Regions from separate parts of the Homo sapiens genome. Here region 2 is linked to region 1. The links are chromatin loops, found by intact Hi-C in ENCODE. Cell type or tissue: PC-3. All regions are shown on one strand. Each heading gives the region's core, and the rest is flanking DNA. Links, peaks and the distances in the headings are about the cores only.

Evidence for each region. Peaks named below come from ENCODE experiments on the same cell type or tissue, not always from the same donor. Only the 100,000 strongest peaks of a DNase experiment are listed, where the experiment ranks them.
Region 2: a loop joins it to region 1, with 2.8 times the contacts of the local background. A loop is called at or near these places in 2 of 110 quality-filtered maps.

Annotation. Positions count from the first base shown.
Region 1 is chr3:78,765,059-78,769,463 of GRCh38, forward strand. All of the region lies in intron 4 of ROBO1 (roundabout guidance receptor 1), which reads right to left. Among named protein-coding and RNA genes, the nearest start is that of LINC02077, 720 kb to the left of the region's middle. In PC-3, for the core only: no CTCF peak of the experiment used is centred there; no DNase peak of the experiment used is centred there; H3K4me3 peaks cover 1,052 bases; H3K27ac peaks cover 1,012 bases.
Region 2 is chr3:78,975,611-78,980,015 of GRCh38, forward strand. All of the region lies in intron 3 of ROBO1 (roundabout guidance receptor 1), which reads right to left. Among named protein-coding and RNA genes, the nearest start is that of MIR3923, 530 kb to the right of the region's middle. In PC-3, for the core only: CTCF peaks have their summits at 2,628 (motif pointing left) and 2,828; no DNase peak of the experiment used is centred there.

The sequences.
Region 1 (4,405 bases), core at 218-4,217:
CCTTTGGTTTTATTGTTGTTGCTGAATTTTTAAAAAGTAAGGTATTGCAAAGTTAAGAGGAGCACGTCACCATCAATTTTCATATGATAATTTTAGGCCTTCTCTCGAAGTTTCTATATGCAGATCATGACTGAATATTGTTGTTTAATCTAAGTCTTGCAGGGAAGGCAGGTGACTCTTTTATTTGGAACTGGGTCCACCCTAAAGTTTTGATTATATTTACAAGACAGAACATCCTAATCTTCAAAGATTCATTCATTTGTAAGTCAAGCTTCATAAAAGGATGAAATGATTATTTTAAATATTTTTTAAAAAAATATAGAAACATAAAATTTATTATTAAATATAAACTTGCCTTCAATAAAATATTTTAATTCAACATATATAGCAACCTCAGTTGATTAAGAAATTACATTAAAGTAAAACAATATTATCTTTAAAACTTGAAAAAAAGACACTTCATGAAGATAGTGCTTTTACTAAGCGAAAGAGTAGGAGATACACTGCCCACAAAGAGGGAAACAAAATAAAGTATATTTTTAGATTATTATGGTGAGCACTAATATCTAACAGGCTAGCATACTAATAAAGTGGTCATTCAAAATGCTGTGTACTGTAAGATAAATATATGAGCAAGGCAAAGGGATCCAGTCTCATTTTATCGTGCACTTTAATAGAGGACAAAGCTAGTTAAACAGATGGCACTCAGGATTTCTCAATGAATTCAGCATCTGTGTGTACATGTTGCATAAATGCCAATTAAAATGTGTCCGAGTAAATTTACATCCCTTGCTGATAGATAGTAAGCCAATCTTGCTGGCTCAGGATCAAGGTTAAACTTAATCATCTGCTGAACTTTCAGCAAGTTGCTCTCAAATTGTACAGAAATTCCCAGTGAAATAATAAAAACAGAACTCCTATTGATTTGTATTTATTTACATTCATAACTCATTTCTGCAGCCTTGGGCTAGAGCTCAAAGGGAAAAAAGTTACTATTTGTATGACTTGGCCAAGTATACTTTTGACCACATTTCCAACAAATACCTCTTTGATTAAAATGCCGGCCTGAATAAATTTTCCTAACCTCCTCCTTGCAACTTCCCAGTTGAAATAATTTTGTTTAAAAATGATCCTTTCAAAATGATCTTGAACAAAGGAAAAAGGCAGGTAGCAGTAGGTCTATTATTTATATAGCAGGGAACAGAGCATCTGCCTCAGATTGACAGGCAGCCATGAAATTAACAGAAGCAATTCTTCCTAGAAGAATATAAAAATGGCTTCCCCTGACATTTTAAAAATACTGCTTTGCTTTAGTACCCCAACCCCAACCCCCAGTACATTTGTACTCACATAAAGCTTGGTCGCTGTTGGTGTATAGAAGACCTACTGATTTGTGTACATTAATCTTGTATCCGGAAATTTTGCTGAATTCTTTTATCAGTTCTAGGAGCTTTCTGGAGGAGACTTTACGGTTTTTTTAGGTAAACAATCATATCCTCAGCAAACAGTGACAATTTGACTTTCTCTTTACTGATTTGGATGCCCTTTATTTCTTTCTCTTGACTGATTGCTCTGGCTAGGACTTCCAGTACTATGTTGAAGAGGAATGGTGAGAGTGGGCATCCTTGTCTTGTTCCCGTTCTCATAGCGAATACTTTCAGCTTCTCTTCATTCAGTATTATGTTGGCTGTGGGTTCGTCATAGATGGCTTTTATTACATTAAGGTATGTCCCTTGTATGCCAATCTTGCTGAGAGTTTTAATCATAAAGGAAAGCTGGATTTTGTCAGATGCTTTTTCTGCATCTATTGAGATGATCATTTGATTTTTATTGTTAATTCTGTTTATATGGTGTATCGCATTGACTGGCTTGCATATGTTAAGCCATCCCTGCTTCCCTGGTATGAAACCCACTTGATCATGGTGGATTATCTGTCGGACATGTTGTTGGATTCAGTTAGCTACAATTTTGTTAAGGATTTTAGCATCTGTGTTCATCAATGATATAGGTCTATAGTTTCCTTTTTTGGTAATATCCTTTCCTGGTTTTGGTATTAGCGTGATGCTGGCTTCATAGAATGAATTAGGGAGGGTTCCTTCTTTTTCTGTCTTGTGGAATAGTGTCAAAAGGATTGGTACCAATTCTTCTTTAAATGTCTGGTAGAATTCTGCTGTGAATCCGTCTGGTCCTGGACTTTTTTTTTTTGTCGGTAATTTATTTTATTTTATTTTTTGAGGCAGGGTCTCACCCAGGCTGGAGTGCAGTGGCATGATTTTGGCTCACTGCAACCTCCACCTCCTGGGGTCAAGCGATTCTCCTGCCTCAACCTCCTGAGTAGCTGGGATTACAGGCACTCACTACCACACCTGGATAATTTTTGTACTTTTGGTAGAGACGAGGTTTCACCATGTTGACCAGGCTGGTCTCGAACTCCTGGCCTCAAGCGACTCACCTGCTTTGGCCTCCCAAAATGCTGGGATTACAGGCATGAGCCACTGTGCCCAGCCTGTTGGTAATTTTTTAATTACCATTTCAATCTCACTCCTTGTTGTTGGTCTGTTCAGGGTATCTAATTTTTCCTGATTTAAGCTAGAAGGGTTGTATTTTCCCAAGAATTTATCCATCTCTTCTAGGTTTTCTAGTTTATGTGTGGAAAGGTGTTCATAGTAACCTCAAATGATCTTTTGTATTTCAGTGGTGTCAGTTATAGTATCTCCTGTTTTGTTTCTTAGTGAGGTTATTTGGATTTTCTTTCTTTTTTTTCTTGGTTAATATTGCTAATGGTCTATCGATTTTATTGATGTTTTAAAAGAACTAGCTTTTGGTTTCATTTATCTTTTGTATTTTTTTGTTTCAATTTTATTTAGTTCTGCTATAATCTTGGTTATTTCCTTTCTTCTGCTGGGTTTGGGTTTGGTTTGTTCTTGTTTCTCTAGTTCCTTGAGGTGTGACCTTAGATTGTGTGTTGGTGCTCTTTCAGACTTTTTGATGTAGGCATTTAGGGCTATGAACTTTCCTCTTAGCACTGCCTTTGCTGTATCCCAGAGGTTTTGATAGGTTGTATCATTATCATCATTCAGTTTGAAGAGTTTTAAAATTTCCATCTTGATTTCGTTTTTGACCAAATGCTCATTCAGGAGCAGGTTATTTAATTTCCATGCATTTGCCTGGTTGTGAATTTTTTTTGGGGGGTGGGGTGGAGTCGATTTTCAGTTTTATTCCACTGTGGTCTGAGAGACTGCTTGATATAATTTCAATTTTCTTAAATTTTTTTTTTTACTTTGAAAAATTTTAATACTTTATGTACTTACAATAAGAAAATAAAGTGAGGAATTATAAACTTTAAAAAAATATATGTTCCTGCTCATTATAGATGGGTTGTAAAATCATGAATAGTAGAGACAGAAAAAGAAAAAAAATACATTCATGACAATTTTCCCTCCTATAATATATAATCATTATTAGCATGGTTTGATGTTTTTCTATTTCTATATGTACTTGCCTGCTTGTGATTGTGTGTCTGGTATGTTAAAATCAATATACATAGACATGTACATATATATTGTTGAAGGCAATGTGGCAGTATGTTCTTTTTTTTTTTTATTATTATACTTTAAGTTTTAGGGTACATGTGCACATTGTGCAGGTTAGTTACATATGTATACATGTGCCATGCTGGTGCGCTGGTGCGCTGCACCCACTAACTCGTCATCTAGCATTAGGTATATCTCCCAATGCTATCCCTCCCCCCTCCCCCCACCCCACCACAGTCCCCAGAGTGTGATATTCCCCTTCCTGTGTCCATGTGATCTCATTGTTCAATTCCCACCTATGAGTGAGAATATGCGGTGTTTGGTTTTTTGTTCTTGCGATAGTTTACTGAGAATGATGATTTCCAATTTATTGAGGCTCGTTTTATAGCCTATCATATGGTCTGTCTTGGAGAATGTTCCATGGGCTGTTGAATGCGTATTCTGCAGTTGTTGGATGAGATGTTCTGTACATATCTGTCAAGTACATTTGTTCCAGGGTATAGTTTACATCCATTGTTTCTTTGTTGACTTTCTGTCTTGATAGCCTGTCTAGTGCTGTCAGTGGAGTATTGAAGTCCACCACTATTATTGTGTTGCTCTCCATCTCATTTCTTAGGTCTATTAGTAATTGTTTTATAAATTTGGGAGCTCCAGTGTTAGGTGCATACATGTTTAGGATTGTGATATTTTCCTGTTGGACAAGGCCTTTTACCATTATATAATGTCCCTCTTTGTCTCTTTTAACCACTGTTGCTTTAAAGTTTGTTTTGTCTGATATAAGAATAGCTACTCCTGCTCGCTTTTGGTGTCCATTTGCATGAAATGCCTTTTTCCACCCTTTAAGTTTGTGTGAGTCCTTTTGTGTTAGGTGA
Region 2 (4,405 bases), core at 257-4,256, 210 kb after region 1:
ACTTAGTAGAGCCAGACATAAAAACAAGCTTTTAATAAGTTTCTTTTCAAAGCTAAAGTTTTTAGATCACAAATTTCTAGACAGCAAATGAGCAATGTTGAGGTCAAGAAAAAACAGTTGTTGAATATGTGATTACATAAGCACTGAAATTAATTCGTCCACCTCTTCCATAGCCCAAGGTATTCTGCAACAAATACAAAAAGGAAGAAAAAAGTACCAACTCTTAAGTGGTGAACATAATTATGTTTCTATATTCATGTGATATTGCAGACCATTATTTCCTAACATTCAACTTTGATCCTGAAAATGCTTTACTTGGTTTAAGGCAGCATAAAGACCTTTACTCAACAAATACTTAAAATATACAGCATAACGTAAAAGTCAGCCTAATTTTGTTCTTTTGTTAATTGTGTTCTTGTTTTTGTGTTTTCTAAATCCTAAGTTTAATCAGAATTGGTTCTTCATTCTATTAATAGGCTATGGCATCGAATAAGTGCTAAGCAAAACAGACTCAGTGCAATACACATGTTAGAACTGCTCCAGAAAGCGCAGTCTCAAAATCAAGAGCAAAGAATTAAGGCACAGTACTGAGAAATAACAGTGGCAAGAAAAAAATGGATCTTCATCCTATACTATGCAACTGAGACTCAGGGTCATCCTGCATCCCAAAGTTCAGACAGGAGCAGTTACCTGAAGAATAGAGGAAAAGGATAAAGTAGCCCTAAATCATGTAGTTTCATTAGTACTGTTAGTGCCCACCCACTTCTTGAGCCTGACCTGAGGCTGTCTCCACTGTGCCGGTGAGTCTTTGCGCTTATCAGGAACCTATGAGACTGGAGATCCCTCAGGATTCCAGCCTTCTGTCTGCCCAGATTTACATGCAGCCTATATTTTCGGACAGAGCTTCTGGCTTAAGGCACATAACAAGCCAATTCTTACCTTTATGGTACCCCACAAACCCCTCACTAATTGTCAACAAACTCTTGGCCCTTTTCTGTCTCTCTACAGCAGCATTTGCCCAATTTTAGTTCTATCTCAATCCTATGCTGATTCTGTATTTTCATCAGTAACTAACTGAACCTATATACTATATATACAGCTATTCCTTTTTGAAGTCTTTCTTCACTTAATATAACCAAGGGTGTATTCCTTCATTGTGAGAACACTAATAATGAGTCCAGCAATTAAAGCACATGAGATAACCCTATGCATAAGAGAGCAAAAACAATATATTAATTTTCTCCAAAACGTCTTTAAAGACCACTATATATGGTTGCCATGTAAACTGCACAAATTATAGCAAACCTACGTATTACCTCCTTACATTTCAATGATAAAATCAGAACTTTGTGTAACACCAAGTGCCATTTTCTTTAAATTTCTTCATGCTATTTGAAAAGGGGATTCAACTAGAACTTTAAAACAAAACTCAAAATTGGTAAAACAAAAACAAAAACAAGAACAAACAAACAAAAAACACTTCTTTCTCTTGTAAAATAACTATGGCCATTTAAGCAGAATATTTCCAATTTTCTACAGATTAAATCCCAAACCACTTACCTTGTCAGTTAAAATCATCCACAACCTCATCTCAGTCTATCTTTTTAAACCTCAATTCCCACAGTTTTCCTCTAATTTAGAAAAATCAGATTACTCACTGAGATTCCCACATGCTTTGCTTTTTACTCACACACTTCCCTCATCCTAGAATTTCCTTTTCTTTCCCATTACTCTCCTTTTTACTCTCTTCTTCAAGATATATGATTAATTAAAATAACTTTTTCTGGCTTGAAATGATTTCTTCCTGAAATGTTTTAAATCATTTTCCTTTGTTCTCTGGAATAATTACTTAAATTGAATAGAATATTTATTTTCTTCTCTCAAACAGCAATGTAACCTCCTTAAGAACAGGAACAGAAATTTTTACATTTTCATATTCTAACTGTAGCAATTAGCAAAGGATCTTGATTCAAGCAGTCAATATATATATAATATATATTTTAAAAAAAAAGATTATTCCGTAAGCTACACTGAAAAGAAATAATGGAAAGTATAAAGGAAACTAACCATGAGAAAATAAAATCTCCTGATCCACCTAGAAATATATACCACAATGTTAGTGTCACACATTTGGAGGTTCCTTACTCCTACTCACTGAGGTATGCACTACTGCTCACACTGGTAATTAGGATCACTTAGGACCTTACTGAAACTCTCACCAGTCTCTGTAGGCTGAGAAAAACTACTTAACAGTCTATTAATGTTTTTAATATCTATATAGTAAGCTGTTTTAATGTATATAAATGAATTTAAAAATAATTATAATAGTGCCATCTAAACTGGCAAGACAAAATGTCCTGCTAATTATTTTTAAACATTACCAACACATTAACCATAAACTGCATGTATTCAAATCTGCAATATGCAGCTCCAGAATCTTAGTTATTTTTGCTCTTTTTTCAAATACAGAAGAGTCTCAGTCTAGTTAGTTAAAGATTTCAAAAATTATCAGATTGAATTGACTGTAGATGATATTTTGATTTCAGATTTACACATTATAAATGACCTATTGGTTCACAGATTAAAAAAACCAGTAAACATATATGCTTCCATCTAGTGGCCAATTCAATTAACCAAGGTAGTGGGGGGATGGAGAAATGAAGAGGGAAATCCATGTGTAACTTGCAATCTCCTTTCAACCAAATAACCCTGTCCTCCTTGGACCAAGTTTCTAGACTAGGTGTCTTCAGTTTTTACTTCTTCCATAGACTGCTGCTTTACATTTGTTTGAAATGCTGAGAAATGACAACACTGGTATTAATAATACTAATGGCGACAGGCACTTTGGGAGTCCTTATTGAACGCCAGGCACCACACACAGTATTGCCCATATTATCCCTAAGCTTCACAGTGACATTATAAAGTAGGTAATATTATCCTCATCTTGAAGGTAGAGAAACCGAGACTCAAAGAGGTGAAGGACTTTCCCTAATGTCCCATACTAGTTAGCAGCACAGGGATTCAATTCACATCCAGGTCTAGTTCTGCTGGTGCAGAGCCTTGTACTTTTTCCATAATATTCTGCACGATTAAAAGGAAGTACAGTATATAAAAAAGAAGTAAAGGGCCAGATGATCCTAAAATAGATCTTCGCTCTCAATAATGAAAATCTGACTTTACTTAAACTGAATGAGTTAATTTTAAAGTTCTGTAGACTGTATTCCCACCATCTCCCTCCCAGCTGAGGTCAGATACAGCTAGAAATCTATTCTCCAACTATTTACAAACCTCCTTATCAACATTAGTACTCTTCAAGTTCTGACATCTCCCTTCAGGGCAGAAGTATTTATTTAATTATCAAGTACAGCTTGAGGAACATCAGGCTCTTATTCATGGTTAAGTAATTAAAAACGGAAAACACATCACCAAGTGCCTAATATATGCAAGTATGAATTGGTTCAATTGGTGAATGTTTCCCCAGACTGCATTTGTTTCTTATGGACGGGTGCTGTGTTCCTGTCCATGCCTCATGGCTTTCAGGGTTTGCTAATTAGTGCTTTCCTAATCCCATTCAGAAAACTAGAGCAAGTTTGTGCCATTCCCCTTCCATAAATGAGTGGTCACTGAGATTAGGTCAAGCCAGCTCAGCCTACAATAGCATCCTTAATCAGCCAACGTGAAATAAAAATGAGGAAAAAATCCGGGCTTTTATCTCACACTGTCTTTGGAGCTAATTAAAATGCACAGGCTCTTCCTGCCGTTACAACCCTGCTGTTCCATACACTAATAAGGCAACAAAAGGTGCTGAAAGCAATGGACTGAATAATTGTTGAAATTTACAGTCCCTTTAAGGAAACTGTTAAAAGATTTCTGTCTCCTCAGCAATGTAGATAAAATTCTGACAAAGTATCACTAAGTAAGATCTCTCACATTTATATTAAGAATCTCAGAGATTTGGGGAAACTTAGGATACTATAAATTGATGACTGTTTTTCCTGACACTGTTTTACTTCTTTAGCTTTCAACCCCCTTTACTAACCAAAGAGTTAAAACAACACTATGTTCATTGAAATCTGTCCCCAGAGTGCAGAGGGAGCTCTGCTGTTTTAAGGGGGTCTATGAAAGCCCCCTGGCATAAGAAACAAAAAGGTGGGAGGGGGAAGTGAGAGAAGACAGGATGCGGGCAGAAGGAAAGAAAATGAATACACACACAAACACACACACACACACACGAGATCTACTTGGGCTCACACCCTTCCTAGTCATTTTACCCGCCAAAAATAAATCCTTAAATTAATAATCAACAGTAATAAAACTGCTTTCTAAAATAGAAAAAGCTTTTGATCTTCCTGTTCCCTGCCTCAGGGTATTCCTTATATTTATTAAAACGCACCTTGAGCATGTT